Regions from separate parts of the Homo sapiens genome. Here region 1 is linked to region 2. Evidence: chromatin loops called from intact Hi-C (ENCODE). Cell type or tissue: CD14-positive monocyte. All regions are shown on one strand. Each heading gives the region's core, and the rest is flanking DNA. Links, peaks and the distances in the headings are about the cores only. Region 1 overlaps LHFPL2 (LHFPL tetraspan subfamily member 2). Region 2 overlaps LHFPL2 (LHFPL tetraspan subfamily member 2).

The links. Hi-C counts contacts between places; a loop is a spot of excess contacts. Peaks named below come from ENCODE experiments on the same cell type or tissue, not always from the same donor. Only the 100,000 strongest peaks of a DNase experiment are listed, where the experiment ranks them.
Region 1: it touches region 2 in a loop (2.2-fold over the local background); 2 of 110 quality-filtered maps call a loop at or near these places.

What each region holds. Positions count from the first base shown.
Region 1 is chr5:78,480,676-78,486,061 of GRCh38, reverse strand. LHFPL2 (LHFPL tetraspan subfamily member 2) reads left to right here. Exons shown (of 5, transcript NM_005779.3): 5 at 1-832. SCAMP1 (secretory carrier membrane protein 1) reads right to left here. Exons shown (of 9, transcript NM_004866.6): 9 at 5,323-5,386. Among named protein-coding and RNA genes, the nearest start is that of SCAMP1, 120 kb to the right of the region's middle. In CD14-positive monocyte, for the core only: no CTCF peak of the experiment used is centred there; a DNase peak (open chromatin) is centred at 2,081; H3K4me3 peaks cover 1,346 bases; H3K27ac peaks cover 2,811 bases.
Region 2 is chr5:78,592,465-78,597,850 of GRCh38, reverse strand. The region is part of intron 2 of LHFPL2 (LHFPL tetraspan subfamily member 2); the gene reads left to right. Among named protein-coding and RNA genes, the nearest start is that of LHFPL2, 54 kb to the left of the region's middle. RefSeq lists a silencer at 481-685 and an enhancer at 531-825. In CD14-positive monocyte, for the core only: no CTCF peak of the experiment used is centred there; DNase peaks (open chromatin) are centred at 2,510 and 3,610.

The DNA.
Region 1 (5,386 bases), core at 194-5,193, 110 kb after region 2:
TGAAAGATGTGCAATAACAAAGGTGTATGTATGTTTTGTTGTTTTGTTTTGGAAACTGGACAGGAGTCAAAACAGGGATGTTTGTTTCTGTTTTGGCAAGGAGAGTTCCACATTTTTGCCTTCATGGCTTATTCAGTAACCCATAATTTTAATGCTACACAAATCTTATGTGAAGAAAAGACTGGTATGAAATCATTTTTTCCTGGGTCTAAAATAATCGCTAGTGTTATGTCAAAGTTAAGCCCGCACGCCAGGCCCAGTTAATGCTAGTCTTTCATGTGAAATGTGAAGCTGCCATGTTGCCTTTTCTCTTAGTAGGATAACTAGTAGCTGGTACATAATCACTGAGGAGCTATTTCTTAACATGCTTTTATAGACCATGCTAATGCTAGACCAGTATTTAAGGGCTAATCTCACACCTCCTTAGCTGTAAGAGTCTGGCTTAGAACAGACCTCTCTGTGCAATAACTTGTGGCCACTGGAAATCCCTGGGCCGGCATTTGTATTGGGGTTGCAATGACTCCCAAGGGCCAAAAGAGTTAAAGGCACGACTGGGATTTCTTCTGAGACTGTGGTGAAACTCCTTCCAAGGCTGAGGGGGTCAGTAGGTGCTCTGGAGGGACTCGGCACCACTTGATATTCAACAGCCACTTGAGCCAAATATAAAATTGTATTTACAGCTGATGGACTCAATTTGAGCCTTCAAACTTGTAGTTATCCTATTATATTGTAAACTAATACATTGTCTAGCATTGATTTGGTTCCTGTGCATATGTATTTTCACTATGTGCTCCCCTCCCCAGATCTTAATTAAACCAGATTTTGCAATTCATTCTTATTCTTTCAAGTCTGAGTATACTGGCTTCAATATGATGTGTATAATCTGATCAAGAAAATACCTATCAATCAGTCAACATTTATTTTAAACACTAACTTACATGTAATATTGATGAATGGAAAAAAGATATTCAGGTATTTTAAACTATCCCATTCACTAGTAACATATATGTCCCTACCCTGGGCTATCTTTCTTTAACGTCAAGTATGTATTTCTTCCTTGAAGAAGCATCAACACAATTGTAAATAGGAAAAAACATCTCAAGTATTGTAAACATATATTTTAAAGTAAAGCTATGAAATATGAAAATGCTCCGAAGTATTAAAAAGGGATTTTCAAACATAAATATGTAACAATGACAAGGGGAAAAGTTAACTGAAAGACACATCCTCCTCTTCCAACAACATCCCTAAAAATAAAAGCCAATGATACGGTGCCATTCCACATCCATGTTTCCTGAAGGTAATCCTGGCCATATAAACCCTCATCCAGAAGAGGTGGAATTCTAATTTATAAACTCAAGAATGACACTAAATGCCCTTCTCAACTCTCAACTCTCTGTATCCCATGAAGCATTTATTATTTCATACCAAAAAAAGGCAGTTTCTTCCCCTGATCTAGGGCCTATGACAGTTGAAATTAGATTCATGTTTTGGTTTCTAATAAAAGCTGACAAAGTTACCCATATCAGTTTAAAAAAACCACACACAGTTTTCCAAATAATCATGATTTGAATAACCCAAGAAAAATTAGAAAATTTCCATTGCTTTTTCAGCTGTTATTGTATTCCCCAAAAGTTAATCCACACAGAGAATGGACCCTGGTTGAATTTTAGCAGAAGCTGGGGAATCCTCCCATGTGCTTCCCCCGCTTCCCATCCTTAGTTGTTATCTAGCAATTCTGCTACTAGGTCCACTTTCCACACTGATCTTTCTGGAACATGCTGCATTCAAATTACACCTACACCCCCTTAAAGTTTTTGCTTAACCAAACAACCACTTACAACGGTCCTTACTAACGTGGATATTTTATGTGGATATTATTTCAGTAGTTTCAAACAATCTTTTTCAACTCTCAAACAATGAAGGGTAGGGTATCAAAGCAAACTTTACTCTTCAAAGCAGTAAGAACCAATAACTTTATTTCAGAGGCCCTCACTAGCAGCTGAGTCATTTGGCAGAGCCATCCCACTGCTCCCCCTACTACTATCTTCTTCCTTGCAACTTCCTCTCCTTACCCTGAACAGTTGTGCAAGATAAGTCTTGCAGACAAGAACTGCCAATTTTACTAAGGTACACAGGACACAGATAAAAGCACACAAAAAGAGGAAGTAGTGAAACCAAAACCACATGGGAAAGAAAAGTCAATCAAGTAACACATTGCTATTAGCAGCTTTTTAGCTTTTTCTAGCCAAACATCCTGAAAAATTGAACACCTACAGGTAGGCAGTCCAAATGCCTATGTTTAGGGGAAACCACTATGATTTTATTCACAAGAGACGAAAGCCTGAATTAAGGCAGTGATGGTAAAGGACAGTCAATGGGATGAATTCTATGTTAGGGAAAAAGAATGGGCAGGTGACTGATCAGAAGTGGAGAGGAAGGAGAGGAAAGAGTCTAGGATGACAGCCAGGTATTTAGCGTAGACACTGAGTGGAAGGTGATGTGATCACCAAGATGAAGACTCCAGAAGAAGCAGGGACAATGAAGGTGAGGAGGTTCAGCTTAGGCTGCCAATGTAGAAGTCCTGTGTGCAGCTAGGACTATACTAAGGAGAGAGAGAGATTTGGGAGTCATCAATACACCTGAGAGATGGTAAGTGTCCTTAGTTATTGTGCAACTTCTATGGGCAGATACTATGCTAAATACTTCATAAAATTCATTTATTCATCAAAATCCTATGAGATAGAAACTGTTACTATTGTTTTACAGATAACTGTCACTTAAATAACTGAGGTTAAATAATGTATCCCAGGTTAGAAAGCTAATAAGCGGAAAAGCCAAAGCTCAGATACATGTTTGACACCAAAGGCAACTCACTCAAACTGCTATGTTGTTTCCTTCTACCTGGAATGCACAAGGTGGGAAGGCAGCCAATGCAAACTCCTGGGCAATATCTCTACATTGTAAACACTTAGAATAACTTCCAAATAAAACTCCAAAAGGGCCTCACCATCACAACTGATGAAAACACTGCTTCTTCCTCCCTTTCAGAGAAAACACCTAGTGATTTTTCATAATTTTGAAGATGACACCATATGTCTCAATTTATCAATCATGATTTAGCTCAATCCTGAAAACAGACACAAGAAATTCATTAAGTATGTGACAGTGGGAAAATAAATGATAGGCTTTGACAGTTTTTATTGTTTTCTTAGTATAAATAATCTCTCATTCAGGGTAAGCAACTATTATAATCACATAAGAAGCATATTTAACCTAATAATAAGGATTTGTCCTCGACTAAAGTTTCTCCAAACACACAAACGCCAAAGACCCTTTAGTAAATTTACACTGCTGAAGAATGGGCAGCAGGTACTCACCTTTAGGTGGCAGGTGTTAGCATTTGGTCTGGAGACTTCAAAAATATATGTAAAAATTTTTTTTGTTGATTTTTTTTCTAGTATCTGTTGTCCCTAAAGGATGGACATGAATGACTGGAAATGTGGAAGGATGAAAGGGAAGACAACTGGAACGAGGCGGCATGGTGGGGCAGCCACGCTTGGCAGGAGTCAGGGGACCTGCCTGTTCTCATCATCCCTCTCCAGCCCTTCACCACCACCACTCACTGAGTGACCTTGGGGTAATTTCCTAGAACTCTACAAAAACAGAGCCAACAACAGAAATTATATCACAAGTTTGGTATGAAAATTAAGTGATGTATATAAAGCATTTAGTACAGAACACTGGTATATAATTAAGCCCACAATAAGCTATTATTAGAAAAAAACTAAGAAAATACTACCCACCCAGACTAATATCATTTTAAAATTACATTCTATGAAAGGTAACATAACTTGTCGAAACCAGTGTAATTTTACCTGGAGAGACTCAGTGGATTGGCTACCTGAGGCCACCATTTCTTTTTCCATCCTGTTATAACAGAGCATTCAGCTAATTATCTTTACCTTAGAGCTTTCAGGAAGCAGAAGATTTCTCAGTGGATGCAGGGTACTCAGTTACTCCTATTTAGCAAAAACAAAAACAAACAAACAAACCGGTAGCATTGGGTGAGCACATAAGCCATGTGAAACCAGAATGCTCAGAAAAGAAACCTGATTTGTCAAAATCTATTGGGATAAAAGACTTTTTAGAAAAGGAACATCCAATGCTGGCCAAGGATGTGAAGAAAGAGGCCTTTCCGTACATTGCTGATGGAGTTACATATGGATAAAATTTTTCTGGAGAGCAACTTGGCAAAGCACATGAAAGGTGCTTTAAAAACTATGCATAATACCCTTTAACTCAGCAATCTGTCCTAAAGAAAAAACAAAAGCCCGAGTCCCCAAATTTAGCAACAATATATTCCTTGATAAATTATTTATAACTTTAAAACCCTGAAAATCAGAACCTAAAGGAATAACAAGACTTTATGATACATACATATGATGTTAGCTATATAGCTATACTAAATGTTACAGAAATATATTCAGAGATATTAAAATCTTCAATACATATTTATATCATAACTGAAATAAGATAAACTGTTGTGTTAAGATCCTCCAGTTAAAAGTAATAAGAAACCAATTCAAGATAGTTGAGGGAGAAAAAGCGGTAAGATTATGAGGATAATGGGATAAGGGTGAGAAGTAGGGCTCCATAAAGGAAAAGGAAAGCCACTAAGATCTTTTCTATGTCATTCATTTTACATCTCCTGTTATGTCTGTTTCATTCTTCATTTTCATTGCAGACCAGCTTTCTTGGTGATTCCTTCCTCATGGCAGAAAATGGCTACCTCTTATGTTCCAATTCTGGAACAGTAGAGTTCTAGACATATCTACATTCAGAATAAAAAACTGATAAGCCAGGAATGAGTCCACTATGGCCAGATGACATCCAGTACCAATGTGGACTTTAAGGACCCAAAGAAGTGGGGCTTTTGAGGAGTAGGTAGACATCCCTAAAGGATGTACAAGGATGTACGGGGTCATCTCATTTTTAATATTAGGAAGTTGTCTTCCTAGAAAAATAGAAAGATATAAACCAGATTTTAATAGAAGTTATTCATGGATGTAAAATTATGAGAATTTTGGTTATTTCTTTTGCTTATATTTTCTATAATTTATACTGAAATATACATTAATTTTATAAATTAAAAAAGTTAATTTAAAAAACTAAACTATTGCGCCATTATGACATAAAGCTAAGTGAGGGGAAAATAAGGTTTTTAAAAATCCATATTGCTTATATCTCTTAACTAAACAAAACACATATGCATAGAAAAAGAATGGAAGACAATAAAATATTAGCAGAGGTACCCCAAGATGACAGAATTAAGGATTTATTTTTATTTTCTCATGTATCACTTTCTGAATTTTTAATTGTTCTA
Region 2 (5,386 bases), core at 181-5,180:
ATATGAAGATACTAATTCAGTGCATATGATGCACTGAATTCCATCACAAATAGCTTGAGTTCAGGGACCATGTTGTTCTTCACTTAAATTCTTTCTTATTCCTGTAACATACCATCATGCACATTTGGTAAGTGTTCATTGAATACTACTGACTTATTTGTTACTTCATTTCTCTTTCCTCCCAACTTTTCTTTTGTTCTGTATCTTAAAAAGAAAAACAAAGAAGGAAGAATTGAAGAATTGGGTCTTAGAGTTTCCTGACTTTCCAAGCTGCTTGTTCACAGTCTTCCATAATCTGCTACGTCAGTTCACCACTCTCCCACACAAACTCTTACGTCATGTTGAATCATTCTACTCTGAGACACACTTTGGTATATTTGTCTTCATTTTTTCTTGCTTCTGTCCCACACAAAGAGACCTTTAAGTTTCCTAAGTGGAAAAAACACTAGGTTTGGGAAAAAATTAGAAAAACTTGTGTTAGTTTCCTAAGTGGAAAAAACTCTGGGGTTGGGAGAAAATTGAAAAAAACTGGAAGAGACTTAGATTATCTTTTCATACAATGCCCCCATTTTAGAGCTCCCTGTGAGGAAACACAGGGAAGAGATGTGATGTCCCAGAGGCCACACAGGAAGTGCAAAGTCTAGCTGGGATTAGACTGCTGCTCTCTTGGCGCCTCGCTCGTGGGCTGTTTCCACTGCACCCCAGCCCCACCAGACCTTACTCTCCTAGGGTGGTGCTGATCATCAGTGATTTTCCTGAGTCCCACAGGTGACTGTGATATGGAAACAATGGCTGAGAACCAGGTTTAGCAATTTGCTTTGCTTACAAAATTATTGTTTGGTGTGTTAAATATTACTTTGCAGTTTAGTCAATAGTAATTGAATTTCTTTTTATGAGGTTAAATTTTTGTTTCATATGAATGTATAGACTGTGCAACATGGGCAACCTAGATCACTTAATTTTTGTTGTTTAATGGGAAGAAGGCAAAAATTTGGGAGCAGAAGAAACTGTCAATATTATTATCAAAGGAAGATTTGTATTTTCTGGATTTTTGCTTATGACTGACAACCTACCAGCATCAGAATGTGGCTTGCTGGGCTTTGGGCAGCATTTCCTTGGTAGATTGCTTTTCTGGGTTCCTAGCTGGGTTCTGGGACCATGGCGGGGAGGTGTCCTGACTTTTGGATAATTCAGACATGGCTATAGGAGACAATTTCAGACAGGCACGTGACACTTTTATCCCTAAGCAGAGTTGGAATGAATAGGTAAGAGTCACAAAGATTGCCAAGGAAGGTCAATCATTTTTACTAGGTTTCTCTTTATCACATTAGGTATGTCTTAGAAAAGGTAAGACAGACTTATGTTAAAGGAAAACTGGGCACTGTGAGACTCATGAAAAATATTCTTGGAACTTTGTGATCCCAGGGCTATTTCATTCAAATGTTCATTGATTCGTTCATGCCTGCATGCTTTACTCTTTTATCAGAAAGGTCGTCCTCTAGGCAGCTGCTTACCTTCTGTAGGATGATGTGAGCTTGTGTTTCCTGCAAGTCCAATCTTTTGGGATGAGGACCCTTTCTCCTTGCATCTTTCTTGAGAAGTTCTTGTAACTGTATATCTTTTCAATTCAATTTCCAAAATTTGTCGGGCTTTAATTGGAGACATTATAATGATATTGTGAAGGAGGAAAATAAATGTATAATTTAGATGTCATGAGGGTTGCTTATAATTTATTATAAACTTTGTCATCTTCGGTCTAGAACAGCTGCAGAGAGGGCTGCTTTTTTTAACTGATGAAAGAATGTTTTGACTTTCATATTTCATAGAATCAAGAACAAATTTAACTTAAATCCACAAATAATATTTGTAATGCTACTTAATACCATTATTGTTCATTTAAACCTCCTTTCTCTTGGACTCCCCTTTACCAGAATGCTTATAGGAAAAAATGCTGTAAGTTTTTGAGTTTCTTTTTTGTTTTTTCCTCATCAGGAATCCCCTCCAAAGAGAGGCAATTTAAGAAAGAAGGAACAGCTGGGTGCTGCAGTGGCTCACACCTATAATTTCAGCACTTTGGGAGGCAAAGGCAGGAGGATTGCTTGAGGCCAGGAGTTCAAGACAGGCCTGGTCAACATAGTGAGACCCTGCCTTTACAAAAAAAATTTTAAAAAATTAGCCACGTGTAGTGGCTTAAGCCTGTAGTCCCAGCTGTTCCGGAGGCTGAGGCGGGAGAATTGCTTGACCCCAGGAGTTCAAGGCTGCAGTAAGCAGTGGTCACGCTGCTGCACTTACCTTGGGTGACAGAGTGAGACCCTGTCTAAAAAAAGGAAAGGAAGAAAGAAGATTCTCCTAGCCTGGTCCTGAACAGCTAGAAACACTTGTCTTGCCTCCCACACTGAGACATTGTTCACCTAGGTGGAAAGGGCTTATAGATTTCTGGTGGCAGAAATCTGTCCACTCACCACATGAGGGTTGCCTTTAAGCACTGACGTGGCTTAAACTGCATTTGACCTGGTGCTTCGGATTCAAGCCAGTATGACTCATTATTTCAGATGTTTGGTTTGTGCTGTTATAGTTGAAGCAATCTGTAAGGAAAATAGAAAAGCCTGTTGTAAAAATATAGTCTGTCTCCAGGAAGGAGAATCCCCACGTCCTGACTGGAGGCGGGATGTCTGCACATGGCTTGTCTAACTTGTTATTTTACCTTAGTTCCTGGTTTGAAGCAGTCCTGAAAACTGTTCATCAGTGCATGTTGAGATGGCATAGCTGATTATTTTCACATTCTTGAGTGTGAATTCGAAACACACAGGGTACAAAGTTTGCTATCTGGTCCCTGAGAGATAGCTAGGCCAGCCAGGCTGGTCCCCAGACTCTATTCTAAGAGCAAGGAAAGAACACAGTGCTAGCACCCACTCAGAAGGCTAGCCACATCAGATGGTTTCTCTCTGAAGTTGAGATGTGACATGCAATTTATATTCTTTCTTTGGTCGTTGGCGGCTATGTCCATTCTATATGTGATTTAGTAATTAGGGACTGTTTGGCTTTCTAGAATCAAACAAAGACTATTATAAAATGTCAAGTTTTTTTACCTTCAACTTTTGCACTGTGTTTTCAAGTAAAACATTCTGCTAACTTGTAAGTTTGTCCCTTTTCTCTTTCTTGTGTCTTGGTTCTTATCCCAGGGGAACACTTAGGAAAAATTATAGAATCCCTACCCAAACAGTGTAGTGAAGGAACTGTTCATGATTTGTAGGGCTCTGGCTATGAACTGACTGCTGTGTGCCAGTTTAAGCTTATAGCCACTATTACTTTATTACAGGATTTTGATTAATTTGTTAGATGGTGGCTGTGTGTCAGCTGCTTGTTTTTAGAGCTTTCACCTGGGTGAATAATAGCTTCTATCTATTATGTATGTGCTAGAAACTTGATTTAACCCTTACAGATACATTAGACAGCGTATATTACAGATACAGTGAATAGCTAATAGTTAATTAATGTGTCCAAGGCCACACAGTTAGCTGACATCCTGCCCAAGTTGAGTCGGAGGATGTCTATACAAAGCTATGCTGCCTCTCCCCCTAAAAATAGGGGAACAGAGTTAACATGCTACATAGGGCCGAATGTCTTTAAGCCTCTCTTCTTGTCTAGTGTTACAGAAATAGCCATTGTTTTAGAGAAGCAGGATTGCATAAAGGCTAAGAGCCAGGATAACTGTCTGGCCCCCATACTTAACTAGCTCTGAAACCTTGGGCAAGCTCCTTAACCTTTTTCTATCTTGGTTTCTCTGTCAGTGCATAAAATAGTACCTGGGCTGGTGAGGCTTAAATGAGTTCCTATCTACGAGTTATTGGAAGAGTGTTCATAACAAGCAGTATGCAAGAGTTTGCTATTTTTGTGTGTGTTACCTTGAAGACGAATAGGAATGAGATATCCTCTCCATCCCCCCTCCTTCTTGCCTCATCAAGCAGGGTTCCCTGGGTCAGCTTGTGGATAGGTTTCAGAGTAGGGAAGGACTGGGGACAGTCATGCCGTCTGGTTTGTGAGTGAGGCCTTCATAGACAATTGGTCCAGCCTTGCTCCTCTAGGCTGTGTATGGAGCTCTCAGGTTCTTCCACACACACTTGGTCCTTCCAGTCTCTGGTCTGGTTACTTCTCAGGTTGCCTCTTCTCCCAAAGAGTGTATCCTTGACCACTACCAGATGTACTATAAATACATCATTGCTTGTTCAAATATTGATTTAGTACGCTCACCTGTTACCCATATGTTTCAACTAGCATGGTCACAATGGTATATCATAAACCATGACCTTCTGGAGACAGGGACCAGGTCTGTGAGGACCTTATGGAGCATTTTTTAAAAGAGCTTTTTGTCATGAAAATGATACTGTTTTTGGAGTGTGAAGGGAGAGGTGCTCGGGAGAGACAGCTGGGGCCTTTAAGTCCCCAGGCTGTCTTCCTCAATCGAAAACAAGAGGTGGAAAGATGTCACCAGGGATCTCAGGACCTTGCACTCTTGACTTTAGCTCTTCTTTTCCTTAATTCCAGGAACCTAGATGTCTTACTTGAGGGCTGTGAAATCTTTCTCCTGATTCCCATGGGGATGAGAAGTGAATCAGGAGTGTCTGATGCAGATACTGTGTCTGCTCCCCGGGAAAAGCACTCACTGTGAGCAGCAGCTGGCATCTCCTTTCGCCCCCCGTGAATGTCAGCACCCGGTAGTGTCCTGGAACTGCTGTGTAGTGACTGCTTCCAACCAGACACCGGGGACAGAGATTATGCGCGAGTTGCCAAAACCAGGCATGGGAGCACCTGTTGGCTTTTGTTTTTAATTGTGATAAAATACACATAACATAAAATGTACATTTCAAGCATACAGTTCATAGTATTGAATGTTTTCACACTGTTGTGCAACCATCACCACCAGCTCCAGAACTCTTTTATCTTGCAAAACTGAAACTCTGTACCCAAGAAACAATAACTCCTCATTCTGAATAATTTTTAAAATTCAGAAAGAGTAATCTGGATGGCCAGGAGTAATTCAGCTGATTGTGTGTGTGTGTGTGTGTATCTGAATTTTTCACTAAGTTGAAGAGTAATGTGTGTGTGTGTGTGTGTGTGTGTGTATCTGAATTTTTCACTAAGTTGAAGAGTAATGTGTGTGTGTGTGTGTGTGTGTGTGTATCTGAATTTTTCACTAAGTTGAAGAGTAATGTGTGTGTGTGTGTGTGTATCTGAATTTTTCACTAAGTTGAAGAGTAATCAGGCAGAACTTAATGTAGATGAAAGTGGAAGTGAAGAAAGCAAAAGATGCTCAAGAAGGGCCAGTCTCGTACATAATTGTGAAACTTTGGTGGAGAGAGAAGGAAAAAGCACCCTGCTTCCCGCA